Linked DNA regions of Homo sapiens: region 2 is linked to region 1. Evidence: chromatin contacts called from ENCODE Hi-C data. All regions are on one chromosome and are shown on one strand. The core of a region is the stretch at or near the end of the contact, and the rest is flanking DNA. Distances in the headings are between cores, read along the strand shown. Region 1 overlaps COL15A1 (collagen type XV alpha 1 chain). Region 2 overlaps LOC101928438 (a long non-coding RNA gene).

Region 1 (6,973 bases), core at 4,105-6,604:
ACGTAGAAAACTTAGCGCCCTTGGTTGTCCTGTGCGGGCACTCTTGGGAGAGCCCTCCTGTTCCCTTACAACCCCATGCTACACAGGCCTAGATGAGATGAGTCTGGAAGATTGACATGGTGCTGAGTCTCTGTCTTCATTTGTGGCACTGACCAAGCCAGGGTTAGCCGCAGCCTCTGCTGCACTCACGGGATGCGCTGCTGGAACCTCAGTGAGAGCACATATTTCATCTTGCCTTGCGTTACTGTGAGCTCTGTCTGTCTCCCAGTAGACTGAGCTTTTCAAGGTTGAGAATGTGTCTGAAGCATCTACCTCTGCCCTCTTTATGATTTTACACTTGCTGATCTCTCAGGAGGGCTTTGTTTGAGTGGACTTTGCTAAATGAGCTTAGTTTGAAAACCTGTCTCAGAAAGGTTTTATATAGAAAGAAGGTGATTTTCCATTTTTTTTTAACATGTATGTGTTTGGTGGCAGGTGTTAAAGGAGAGAAAGGATCCTGGGGTCTTCCTGGCTCAAAGGGAGAAAAAGGCGACCAGGGAGCCCAGGGACCACCAGGTATTCCAGCTCTTGTTCTCAATCTTGCCTTTGATTTTTTGCTCCTGAGAACAAATGCGACTGAGAAATGTGACCTAGCCAGAGGGTAAGACTAATGACATTCCACCCTGACCACAGGCTCCACTGGTTTCTAGTGAAAACCAAGCATGGGCCTGGCATGTCCAATAGGGAACATTGTCAAGAGAGACCAGAAAATCCAATCATTCATCTTTTATATGCAAAACAATGTCCAAAGAAGGCCAGGGACCTACCTGGGATCCCACAGTGTCTGGGTTGATGGGCCCACAGTAGCTAGCACCTGTTTCTGCTTCCAAGCAGACTCTGTTAGCCAACCCAGTGCAGGCTCACATCCACTAAGATGTAACTGTGGTTGCCAACTTAGAGACTTTTATTTTAAAATTTCTGAAATTACAATCGTGAATTTTACGAAGCATTTCTTTTTCAGGTCCTCCACTTGATCTAGCTTACCTGAGACACTTTCTGAACAACTTGAAGGTGAGTATTTCTCTACCAATATTTGGCCTGTGTTTTTCAGGTTTTGGTTTATGTCAGAGACTGAGTTCATCCCACTCTTACTGAAATATTCCTGTGTTCTCTGCTTCCAGGGGGAGAATGGAGACAAGGGGTTCAAAGGTGAAAAAGGAGAAAAAGGAGACATTAATGGCAGCTTCCTTATGTCTGGGCCTCCAGGCCTGCCCGGAAATCCAGGCCCGGCTGTGAGTAGAGACCCCTCCAAGTCATCTACCCCAAAGACTTACAGCTTTCCCGGAAGCCCCCAATGGGACTAGGCAGTTAGGGCTAGTCATTGTACTATAAGCTGGAGGCAGAGCTTGGGGATTAGCCAGCTCTTTCCCCATCCTTGTTGATTGATGGGCAGGTTGGCTGAGGTCCCTGGAGAGAAGGTAGCTGGTCAAGGCCACATGAAGGTAGGTAACTTCCAGGCCATTAGTCACACTGCCTTATTCATGACATTGGTGGAAAATTCACTCCACACAAAGAATGATTAATGGTGAATGCATCAGATAACAGAAGCAGAATGGAAGGTAAGGAGATATTTTTAGAGGAGCTGTTTGATTCTTCTGAAATTTTATCAAAGGAGCTCCTAGATAGGTGTGGTTTTCCTAGGATGAGAGATTTTTCCAGGTGAAAGGAGAGAAAGTCAAGCTGTGCCCCCAACAAGAATATGACTAGATCATTGACCTTTGGTCCCAGAGCTCACTGTGAGGGTAGAACCAGCAAAGCCAGAGATCAGAGTTCTGCCTCTAGCTCTGCATCTAATTTGCTTCATGATCTTGGGCAAGTCCTTTCACTTCTCTGGGCTTCAGTGTCTCCATCTGTGAAATGCAAAGGCTAGACTAGATGATCTCCAAGGTCCCTTCTGCCTCCAGGAGTCTCTGGGGTTCTCTGTAGAATCATTCAACATAATGACTGGGCTGCCATCTTGGAGGCCTTACCCCACCTTGAATTGTGCCCAAGATTGAGGATAGTAATAACAATAGCTGGTGTTTATTGATTTCTTTTAAATATTCTCATAAAAGGACTAGATGGGACTTCGAGTGATGAATGATGCTTTCTCTCTGTTATTGTGTGCTTGCCTTGACAGGGCCAAAAAGGGGAGACAGTCGTTGGGCCCCAAGGACCCCCAGGTGCTCCTGGTCTGCCTGGGCCACCTGGCTTTGGAAGACCTGGTGATCCTGGGCCACCGGGGCCCCCGGGGCCACCAGGACCTCCAGCTATCCTGGGAGCAGGTTAGTGCCGTAAACAGTGCCCTTGTTCATGCTGTCCCTACCATTGTGTTCAAGGTCACAGCATCTGGGTGGCTTGTCACAGCTGCACTGCCTAACAGAGGGCTTTCCTGGATACCGCCTTCTTTCTTTTTTTTTTAATTGAGATACAATTTGCACATCATAAAATTCACCCACCTAAAGTGTCTAATCCAGTAGTTTTTAATATATTCATGAAGTTATGCAGTCATCACCACTGTCTAATTCTAGACCATTTTCATCACACCAAAAAGAAATTTCATACCAATTAGCAGTTGTTCTCTTTTCTCTCTTTCCCTCTCCTCCACCAGATCTGGGCAACCATGAATCTACTTCTGTCTCCAGATTTGCCTATTCTGGACATTTCATATAAATGGAATCATATAATATATGGCCCTTTGAGTCTGGCTTCTTTCACTTAACACAGTGTTTTCAAGGTTCACCCATGTTGCAGCACGGAGTTCATTCCTTACTGTGGCCAAATAATATTGCATTGTATAGGATATACATTTTGTTTATTCATTAATCTGTTCATGGACATTTGGGTTGTTTCTACTTTTTGGCTATTATGAATAATGCTACTATGAACTTTCGTGTACAAGTTTTTATGTGAACATGTTTTCCGTTCTCTTCAGTATATACGTAGGAGAAATTGCTGGGTCATATGGTAACTCTATGTTTAACTTTTTGAGGAACTGCCAGACTGTTTTCCGAAGGAGTCACAACATTTCTCATTCCCATCAGCAGTGGCAGTGTATGAGGGGGTTCCAATTTCTCCTCCCATATTATGGTATCCTCATTGTATCTTTTTGATTATAGCCATCCTACTTGGTATGAAGTGATATCTCACTGTGGTTTTGGTTTGCATTTCCCTAATGACTAATGATGTTGAGCATCTTTTCACATGTGAGTGGAAACTTCCTGGCTGCTTTGTCAATGCCTTAGGGGCGTGAGAACCTGTCTTAATGACCAGCAGTGACTGGAACTCTGTATATAAAAATCTATTCATCCTTTAGAGCCTCACCTCCTCATATGCAAAACTGGCAAAATTAAAGAAAATCTCTATGTAATGAGCATGTATCAGATGCCAGGCATTTTGCTAATCACTTTGCTATGGTATTTTATTGAAACCTCACAACAACACTTTAAAAAAAGCATTAACATCCCCATTGTACAGGTAAGGAAAGTGAGGCCCAGAGACATTTAGGAACCTTTCCAAGGTCACACAGCTAATAAGTGACACCAACAGGATTCAGACCCAGAGCAGTGTAGCTCCAAAGCCTGTGTTATTTCTACTATGTCCATTGGAGGAGACAATAATAGCAGCAATAATAGCATGAAGGCATACTTTTTTGTTGTTTGGCTTGGCAGGAGCCAGGTATGGTGGAAGCATACCTGGAAAGAGACCTACAGAGTCCTTGGCATAAGGAGAGCTTTACACAGGAGGTGACTTTGGGGCTGGGGCTTTGACTTAGCCTTGGATCTTTTGGCTGCAAGTGATAGAAACGTAACTCAAAGTAGCTCAAGCAAAGGGGAAATGTACTGGGTGTGAAGGAGGGAGTGAACAGTCAACTTGTGGGAGAGGTAGATAAACAGCTGGACCTCAGGAACAGCCAGAGCCAGGGACTCAACCCCTGCAAGGATTCTCTGGCCATCTCTTGTCTCGGCTTCTCTCTGCATGCAGTTTCACGCTTCCTCACCACAAACCACATCCTCTGCACAGCGGGAAATATGGTTACTGACAACTTACAGCTTCCACTGTCAGCTAGAAATCTTGAACTTCTTTTACTATTTTAGTTTGAAAAGTCCTGGGATGGGGAAGTCCTAGAGAAGGGTCCTGATGGGCCTGACTTGGGTGAGGTACCCAATCTTGGACAAATCACCTATGACCAGGAGGTCGGATCACATGAGAACATGGTAGCTCTTTCTGGAACCAAATGGTTGTAGAGGTGAAGGGAAGGTCCCAAGAGAAGGAGATGAGGACACTGGTCCTACAAAGGAAGAAGGTGCCGAGTGTATGGAACCACAGGTGCCCACACAGCCATGAGGGAGGAGTAGGACTACAGGAGGTGGAGGCATATTACAGGGTGAGTGCAAGGTGGAGAAAAACTGTTGTCCACAGCAACACTACATTAGGGCTGCCGGGATGCCTTGCTGCATTGAGCAAGGATTGCTTCTCACATAATGTATAGCAATTCAGTTTACAAAACACTTTCATGGCCATTATCCCATGTAGTCTTCACAGCAACCCTGGGAGGAAGATAAAACAGATATTATTATAAAATTCATCTCACGGATGAAGACACTGAAGCTCACAGAGGTGAAGAGACTTACTTGAGGTCACAAATTCTATTAGGAGGCATGGCTGGGATCCAAATCCGAGTCCACTGGCCCTCTATCCACTAGACATTTGCCACCTGTGTGTGGGTGTTCAAGTCCTATGTTGGAACTGAACATTTGCTTGCAACGACCTGAAGGACTGTATAATTTTACTGGGGCTTGTAAAAACACCCTTAATTCTGCCAAGAGCTTGGCAGATTTGGAGGAGTTGTCGGGGGTAGGGTGAGCAGAGGATGAGAGAGGTAGAAGAACAGCCAAAGGAATAGTTGTAATTATACTACTTTATGTTTGCCTAAAGTAAGGGCTTTTCAGTTGAGGAATCATAGACTCCTAGAGAGTTCAAGGATATACCTCCAGGATTTGTCATCCCAGTAATATTTTTTTATAGAATTATGTGTGCATTTCTCTGGGAAAGAGGGCACTAACCTTGATCTGATTTTTAAGGGCACTGTGACTCTTCAAAAGCTAAGAGCTCCTGGCCGGATGAATGCTGTACATGTACAATTTTCAAAGCACTCAGTTCTCACCGCAGCCCAGGGAAGAAGAAATGCCTATTTTACATTTTGCAGATGAGGAAACAGCTTTGGAGAGCTTGCTGTTTCCTCGAGATCACACAGCTAGGAATGGACAAACTTAAGGACTTGAGTCCATGTCTCTGGCCCCAAGGCCAGGGCTACTGTCACTGCACCACCCTGGTCTCCTCCCACTCCCTAGAGCCTTCTCTTCCTCTTTCTGAGCCTGCTTCCTCTGTTCAGTGTCACATGCTTGTCTCTTGGGTGAAATAAGTTATATGAGTCAGGACATTTTTGAATGCAAGTGACAAAATATTCAACTTAAGCTGGCTTTTATAAAACAACCACAAAAGGAATTGATTCACTTATGAAACGGAAAAGCACTAGCCATGGCTTCATCCAGGGTAACAATCAAGAATCCCAGCTCTTCCCTGAACCAGTCAATGTGGCCTAAGTCACACGCTGGGGGCACAGCACCCAAGATACAGGTGGAAGTTGGGATGCTTTGTGGCGCTGTGAATGGGGTTGAACACACTTCTCTCCGGGAGTCAGCTGATACCTCAGACATTTTTCAGAGTGTGGTTTTTGTGTAACTTCTCTTTTCTGTTTTGTCTTAGCTGTGGCCCTTCCAGGTCCCCCTGGCCCTCCAGGACAGCCAGGGCTTCCCGGATCCAGAAACCTGGTCAGTATTATCATCAGTGTGTAGTCATCATTCCATTTGGGATAGATATACTTAAAACTCTGCCTACGATCTCCTGTGTCTGACATCCCTTGGGGATCAGGCCTTCATGATAGTAGGCTTGGTGCAATTCCATAAATAGTAGAAGGGATTTGTTATCTATTTGGATGACTTATTAAGTAAAAAGACGTGAAAAAACAAAATCATGTATATGTAAGTTCCACCATTCGAATCCTTAATTGACTAAGTTATAACAAGAACCAATCATATTACTTATATATTTTTATATATATATATATATATATATTTTTTTTTTGCTGGATGAGGGGTGGACGGGGTCTCACTCTGTCACCCAAACTGGAGTACAGTGGTGAGATCACGGCTCACTGCAGCCTCAACCTCCCTGAGCTCAGGTAATCCTCTCATCTCAGCCTCCAGAGTAGCTGGGACTACAGATGCACACTACCACACCTGGCTAATTTTTTTTTTTTTTTTTTTGTAGAGACAGGGTTTTTGTTACATTGCCCAGGCTGGCCTTGAACTCATGGGCCACCAAGGTGATTCTCCCACCTTGGCCTCCCAAAGTGCTGGGAGTACAGACACGAGCCACCACGCCTGGCCACCAATAATAGTATTTCAAAAAGCATAAACCTGCTCGGGTGCGGTGGCTCACTCCTGTAATCCCAGCACTTTGAGAGGCTGAAGCAGGAGAATCACTTGAGTCTAGGAGTTCAAGACTAGCCTGGGCAACATAGTGAGATCCTGCCTCTACAGAAAAATGTAAAAATTAACTGGGTGTGGTGGTGCATATCTGTAGTCCCAGCTACTTGAGAAGCTAAGGATCACTTGAGCCTGGGAAGTCGAGGCTCCAGTGAACCATGACTGTGCCACTGCACTCCAGCCTGGGTGAAAAAGCAATACCCCATCTCTAGAAAAAAAAGAAAAAACAAAACAACAAAAGCCCAAGAGCATAAACAATGTTACAACAGGTCCTTGTGCTGGTCAGATTTACTTGGATAATTCAGTCTTCTCCATTCTGCCAAAGAACATCTCTGGCACATTCGTTACCCTGCAGTTCGTTGGAACAAGACATAGCACTCCAAGATTACTGTAATGCACAGAAA
Region 2 (7,269 bases), core at 3,952-6,451, 700 kb after region 1:
GAGAACAGCCTTGGTTCTGTGGCAGCAGAAACGCCAGGCTTGGCCAGGTGCGGTGGCTCATGCCTGTAATCCCAGCACTTTGGGAGGCCAAGGAGGGCAAATCACCTGAGGTCGGGAGTTCGAGACCAGACTGACCAACATGAAGAAACCCCGTCTCTACTAAAAGATACAAAATTAGCCGGGCATGTCGACACATGCCTGTAATCCCAGCTACATGGGAGGCTGAGGCAGGAGAATCTCTTGAACCCAGGAGATGGAGGTTGTGGTGAGTCGAGATCACGCCATTGCACTCCAGCCCAGGCAACAAGAGCGAAACTCCATAAGAAAAGAAAAGAGAAAAAAGAAAAGAAAAGAAAAGAAAAGCCAGGCTCAAGCTCTATCACATCCCATCCCAGTGATGGGCACAGAAAGTGGAGGCCAAGTCTTTCAAATTCCCACATGAGAATTCTCACCTGTTTGCGGTAGAGTTGTTCAGAATTCCTGTTGGAGAGGAGGCAAATGGAATGGCACATAGCCGGGAACAAGCAAATGTTGGTGGCAGAAATGTGAAGTGACTTAAAACATATCTGGGGTATACTTAGGGGGAAGTTAAAGTAGCTTGAACATCCAGTGAAAAGTAGACACAAGCATTCTTGACTAACTCTTTAGATACAGGTTAAGGAGGACCTTCTCTTCAGAATGTGGCCTCACAAATAAGGACACCCATGAACAATGTCTGAGCTTTTGAGTCAGATAGAGAGCCTGGCCTGCTAAAACAAGGCTTCATCCACAGAGCTGCCCAATACTTCATCATGGAAGCTAGAATCCTTGGCTAGGAATACCTCTGAAAAGCAGAACACCCATTCTTAAACTGGGACTTAAAAGATAGTAAGAGTGGGAGACCCACTGTCCCCTGTGGAATTCTAAGTCTGGACTGCCAGCAGCAGTGGATATACATACATTTATACTTACATACACATATGTGTGCCCACATACACACACCAATAGAGATGGGTATACCACTAGTATTGTCTCCACCCTGAGGACAAAGTCTACCAATTCAGAAAAGTGTTAAAGATTTCAGTACCAGTTCAGTGTGAAGAACTCTCCTGAGGCTTCCTTGGAATTCAGCCCCAAAAAAACTTGAGTTCTTCCATTTTACCTCCAGGGTAAGAGGCCAGGACAATCACTGACCCCCACCTCATGCTGAAGCCTAAGCCTATGGATATCACTGATGGCATTCCCATCTGCTGTCACAGTGGGATAAAGAATACCAACAATTACAATGTGCTTGGCAATATGCAAGGGTAATAATAATATTCCCCCTAATACTGTGGCCATTGTCTATTCTATGACTACTAAAACTTTTTTTCTTCCAACTTTTAGTTTAGGTTCAACAGGTACATGTGCAGTTTGTTACATGGGTAAATTGTGTGTCACTGGGGTTTGGTGTACAAATGATTTCATCACCTAGGTAGTAAGCATAGTACCTGATAGGTAGTTTTTTTTATCCTCATCCTTCTCCCACCCTCCACTTTCAAGTAAGCCCCAGTGTCTTTTGTTCCCCTCTTTGTGTCCATGTGTACTCCGTGTTTAGCTCCCACTTATAAGTGAGAACATGCTGTATTTGGTTTTCTGTTCCTGCATTAATTTGTTTAGGATAATGGCCTCCAGCTGCATCCCTGTTGCTGCAAAGGACATGATTTCATTCATTTTTATGGCTGCATAGTATTCCATGGTGTATATGTACCATATTTTCTTTATCCAGCCCACTGTTGATGGGCATCTAGGTTGATTCCATGTCTTTGCTATTGTGAATAGTGTTGTGATGAACATATGAGTGCATGATTCCTTTGGTTGTATATCCAGTAACAGGATTGCTGGATCAAATGGTAGTTCTGTTTCAAGTTCTTTGAAAAAACTCCAAACTGCTTTCCACAATGGCTGAACTAATTTACATTCCCACCAGCAGTAAGTGTTCCCTTTTCTCTACAACCTCACCAACATCTGTTATTTTTTGACATTTTAATAATAGCCATTCTGACTGGTGTGAAATGGTATCTCATTGTGGTTTTGATTTGCATTTCTCTAATTATTAGTGATGTTGAGCATTTTCTCATATGCTTGTTGGCCACATATATGTCTTCTTTTGAGAAGTGTCTATTCATTGTAACTACTAAAATTGCACATGGAAATGACACAGAAGAGTTATGATTATATCATTTGTTCCCTAATGGTCACTCTTGAGATTCAATATGAAGTTATTATTTGATCTTGTCCACAAGGAAATAAGAATATTATTTCACTCCTACCACCTATGAGGAAATTCAGCCTTTCTTGGACCTCTGCTGAAAAAATGAGTCCTCAGAAAGTCAAAGCCTCATCTGTAAGATGATTTATAGAAATTTAAGGAACAGAGTCTTGAGATCTGGGAATAAACTGAATACTTTTGAAAACAGTTTAAATAATATTCTCATTCCATTACCAGAAATGATTGATTACTTCTGAATATGTAATAATTTTCCAGATTATCTTCCACAACTGTAACTTTTACCCTGGAAACTGGACTCTTATTATAGAATGGCACTGTGACAACTGAGTTTTCTTTAGACAGTAAGTGAATTGACAGTTACTTTGTATCAACCAGACATTTAAATATTTATGTGCAAAATCATAATTATGTAAACATTTGACAAAATATTCTAACCCAGAATACACACTGAAGAGAATATTCCTGAATCATTTCTTCTGACTTACTGACCAACTATCACATTTGTTTAATATATATAGGCTCTGATCTTTTGATTGGGTCAATTTCATATTTTCCAGGTTTAGTCAGATTTCAAATTTGAATCAATTCCTTAAATTAACTTTATAATCAATTGTCACATCTCTTTTCATTCAGAAAGAAGGAGGGCAGAAGTTAGAACTCCAACAAACTCACAGTAAGTTGCTTACCCACTCTGGAATTAAATTCTTCATTTGTAAAATCGTGTAGGTGGGGGAGGGAGGAATTCTGTAAAATTCTATGAGTACTGCTAGCATTTGAAATCATTTTCATTTTCTTGATTCTTCTCTCAACTTTTCATCCCTATTTGTCTCTTGATTACCACTCAAAAATCCTCTCATTTACCTTATTAATTCCCTTTTCCATTCTCTTCAGTGGCCTTTCAAAACTTTCTCTTCCTCTAGGTTCCTAAAATCCCCAATCACAAGACTCCACTTCTAGTTAGCTACTTTTCTGAGAAAACTGGAGCCATTTGAAGTGTTTTTCTTTGTACTTCCTTTCTCTTCCCCTCTGAATTCCTTCACACTGTATATTGTATTTTGCCTTTCAATCTTTGGCTCCAGGATGAAATGAATGTCTCTCCTTCTGGCAAGGTCATGTCCTTCACCTTTACTCTTGATCATGAACCCTCCCAAATCCTTACTTCCTTGCTCCTTCCATTCTTTTTCTTGAATCTTTGATTCCTCCAGACCAGTGATCTCTTCTTCTGCCTCCTCATGTAGATGAAGTCTTTAAAAATAAACAAACAAACCAAACCTTCTCTGGACTCTGCCCCCTCCCACAAGTTTCCTCCTCTTATCATCCCTTCAAAACCCAAACTATTAGAAGAGTGGTCTACCTTTGCTTTCTACATTTCTTCACTTGCTCTTACTCACAAATTCCCTCTAGGATCACAAATGACCTCCTACACACCAGACCAACTTCATTCTCTCAAGCTTCCTATGACATTTAAAACTATTGATGGCCTTATGCCTCCTGAAACCCTCCATTCCTATGGTTTTTCTTTTGACCCTGTACTATCCTGCTTCTCCTGTGAATGTCCTGGCCATGCCTCCTCTGATTATTCTTGACTCTCCTGCCCTGTGACACAAGCTCTTCACTATGGTTTTAGCCTTAGTCCTCCTCTCTGCATCCCCTCTGTCTATCCATTCATAATCCACTTCTTTGGGACTCTGTTGACACCTGAATCTCCTGTCCAAAAGTTCTCTCCCAAGCTCCACGCGTACATCTCTACCTGAAAGATAACTTCACCCATAACACTAGAGTTTCCTCAAAGGCACAAACCTTATTTTACTCATTTTTGTACTTCAACCTCTCACCTCCGCCATCCAGAGCCTAAAACAAGGTTTAGGAACTCAATAAACATTATTTAAGCAGAACAAAACAGTACTTCCCTACCAGCACATGAAACTCAACCAACATGAAATTAACAGCGGTCTGGTCCTTCTGACTTTCCTATTTCTCTTAATAGGACTTTCCTATTTCTCTTACCAACTTCTAATCCCCAGAATTTAAAATCTGAGCTTCAACTTTGACTTGTTCTTTTCCCAGTCCCTTGTATCTAATAAATTATCATATGTTGTTGATCCTGCCTTTGTTATATGTTTTACATCTATCCACTCATTTACCTTCCTTCTATCATATCCTCAAAGCTTTAATTACCTCCCACATATTTTCTTGTAATAGCTTCCAGAATCAGTTCCTCCGTCTCTCCTACATACTACTACCAGATTAATCTTCATGTAATATACTTCTCATATATTACTCCACACCTCAAAAATTCTTAATATTTATCCCTTGCCTAGCAATTACAAATGTCTTTCCTTAGCATCCAAAGTTCTTCATAATATGGCCCCCAAAATGCCTACATGCTTGGAAGGACTAGAGATCTACTCAAGTTACCTCAAAAAAAAATTTTTTTTTTTTTGAGATGGAGTCTTGCTCTGATGCCCAGGCTAGAGTACAGCAGCACAATTTTGGCTCACAGCAACCTCTGCCTCCTGGATTAAGCGATTCTCTTGCCTCAGCCTCCTGAGTAGCCGGGACTACAGGCGCGCACCACCACGCCTGGCTAAGTTTTGTATTTTTAGTGGAGATGGGGTTTCGCCATGTTGGCCAGGCTGGTCTTGAACTCCTGACCTCAGGTGATCTACCTGCCTCAGACTCCCAAAGTGCTGGGATTACAGGCATGAACCACACCATGCCTGGAATTTTCTTTTTTAAGAGACATAGTCTTGCCATGTTGCCCAGGCTAGTCTTGGACTCTTGTACTCAAGTGATCCTCCTGCCTCAGCCTCCCCAGTAGCTGGAACTACAGGCATGCACCACCACACCCAGGTAAGAAAATGTTTTAAAGCACACTCATTGTTCAATTGATAACTGTCAGAAAACAAGAAAGCTCTAAAACTCAACCACTCTCTCTTTCTATCCGTGTTGCTGCTTCTCCTTTCAGTTTCCCTTCTATTACTCTGCTTCCTCTGTTTATGCAGTTTCCATTCTCTGATAGTTTCGGCTAACACAGCACAATGTGGTCACTCCCAATACCTTTTAAACCTTGATAACTCTCAACACTTCCTTGTAGTTTCTGCCCCCACTAATTGGTTCAGTCTCTTAATTTACCAATTCCAAATGGCCCGTCTTTTCATGCTAGACCATAGAAATGTCACAGAACAGCCTATGGATGATGGGTACTTGGATCAGAAGCCCGCTCTATTCCAATCAGCTGTGATCCAATCACATGGGGAATGGGCAGGATAACAGGTTTAGAGAATAGACTCATTGGAAGCAGGGCCCTGAGCAGAAGAGATTCTTTGAGAAGGAGGTGGGGAAGAGCAAGCAATGTTCAACACCTCCAGGGCATTACATTTTCCTGCCTACCTATTCTCCTACAAGCACACCACACTCCTTTCAAAGTGGAATTGCTATCTCCCAAACCCATTCCACAATTCATTATCCCATGCCTTTGCTCACACTGTTCTCTCTGCTTTGAATAATCTCTAACCCTGTCTTATCATCTCAAAATGTACTAGCCAAAGGATGTGAGTGGATATAGAAGTAATTCAGAGAACAGTCAATGTACAACAAGAAAAGAAAGCTATAAAAAATTAATTGAGCACAAAGAAACAAAACTAAAAATAATGTGGGATATTGCCAATTAAATTAGCAAAAATAAATTTAGAATGATTAATGTACATTACGAGAGTTTTATTTCTTCCTATAAAATATAGCTAAGGGTAAATGCATTTAACTCATGTCAAAATTCCACAAAAATGTCCGAATATAAATAAAAAGAAGATGACCACATCTAATATCAAGAACCTTGAAAATAATAGCACCATATCAAGTAGTATTGAGAATACAGTATGGCTGATGATATTGCAAAATAGTAGAACACTTTTAGAAAGCAATTTACCAACATAATTCATTTTGGAAAGTACAGAAAAAATTAAACAGGAAAACAAAATTCCTTTCCAATTTGATCATCTAGAGAAAATCACTTTTAACATTTTGGTACACAGCATTCCATAGTCTCATATTATATATATTTTTTATTCTTTTTCTTTTTTTAAATAAAATTTGCATCAAACTAGGTATACTGTTAATTCTGAGTATCATGAACCTTTGCCTATGTCATTAACAGTCTTAAAAAAACGTTGTTTTTAATGGTTGCGTCGTAATTTATTACATGAATAGGTGAAGACAGATTTTTAACAAAAAACTCCTAATGCTAGACTTCAGATTTTGTCTTCTTTTTCATTATTACTGAAATACTGTAATGACCATCCCTGTATGTAAATCTTTTATGCACACCTCTGATTATTCTCTTAAAATAAATTCTCAGAGTACAAATATTTAAAAGAATTTTTAAAAAGTACTTCTAAATGTCAATTTAACCAAAACTGTGACCTGACAGTAGAATAAGAAGGGCAGGAAGGAGGAATAGATAGTCTAAGAAAACTAAAGCCCCACTATCCATAGTGGAAAGTCATTGGTGCATAAAATGAAGGAGTTTTAAAGTTAATATAAGTCTGTTGTTTAGAAATAAGGAGGTGAAAAACTTAATAAAGTGGAACAGTGAACAGGAATCAGGTGTGGGAAAATATGCCACAGGACACTGCTGTATTCATCATAAGTCTTATTTGTTTTGACTTTTTAAACTATGCATTTATGTTGGTTTGATAAAGATACAAATCAAATTAAAAATAAAAACCAGCAGTACCATTCAGATGTGAAATATAGCAGATATACAAGTTAGTTTAAGTGTCCACAATTCTCATAATTACAGAGGAATATATATAAATACATATATATATGCTACAAAGACCTTAAATTGATAATTTTGTGAATTTTTACAAAGAATCCTCTGTAAACCAAGCATGTGCTGTGACAGATACAAATAAATACTCTATTTTTTATGCTTTCCAGAGATAAAACAATTATTATCAACAGTAGAAATAATCTCTCCACATGGCTCAGCTAAGTAATATTTAAAAATTACCTAT

The links. Hi-C counts contacts between places; a loop is a spot of excess contacts on that map. Pooled maps may share reads with other maps.
Region 2: a loop to region 1 is called in a map with no recorded cell type, with 10 times the contacts of the local background. The contact joins two enhancer-like sites. A Hi-C loop is called at or near these places in 3 of 37 single-sample maps with no recorded cell type and 3 of 50 pooled maps.

Annotation. Positions count from the first base shown.
Region 1 is chr9:99,054,102-99,061,074 of GRCh38, forward strand. It overlaps COL15A1 (collagen type XV alpha 1 chain), which reads left to right. Exons shown (of 42, transcript NM_001855.5): 32 at 475-555; 33 at 1,001-1,050; 34 at 1,161-1,271; 35 at 2,159-2,303; 36 at 5,788-5,852. Among named protein-coding and RNA genes, the nearest start is that of TGFBR1, 48 kb to the right of the region's middle. Within about 2 kb of position 5,355, at least 18 of the 41 ENCODE cell types and tissues checked have a DNase peak (open chromatin) inside an H3K27ac peak, as active enhancers do.
Region 2 is chr9:99,757,435-99,764,703 of GRCh38, forward strand. All of the region lies in intron 2 of LOC101928438 (a long non-coding RNA gene), which reads right to left. Among named protein-coding and RNA genes, the nearest start is that of NR4A3, 61 kb to the right of the region's middle. RefSeq lists an enhancer at 5,145-5,194. Within about 2 kb of position 5,202, at least 2 of the 41 ENCODE cell types and tissues checked have a DNase peak (open chromatin) inside an H3K27ac peak, as active enhancers do.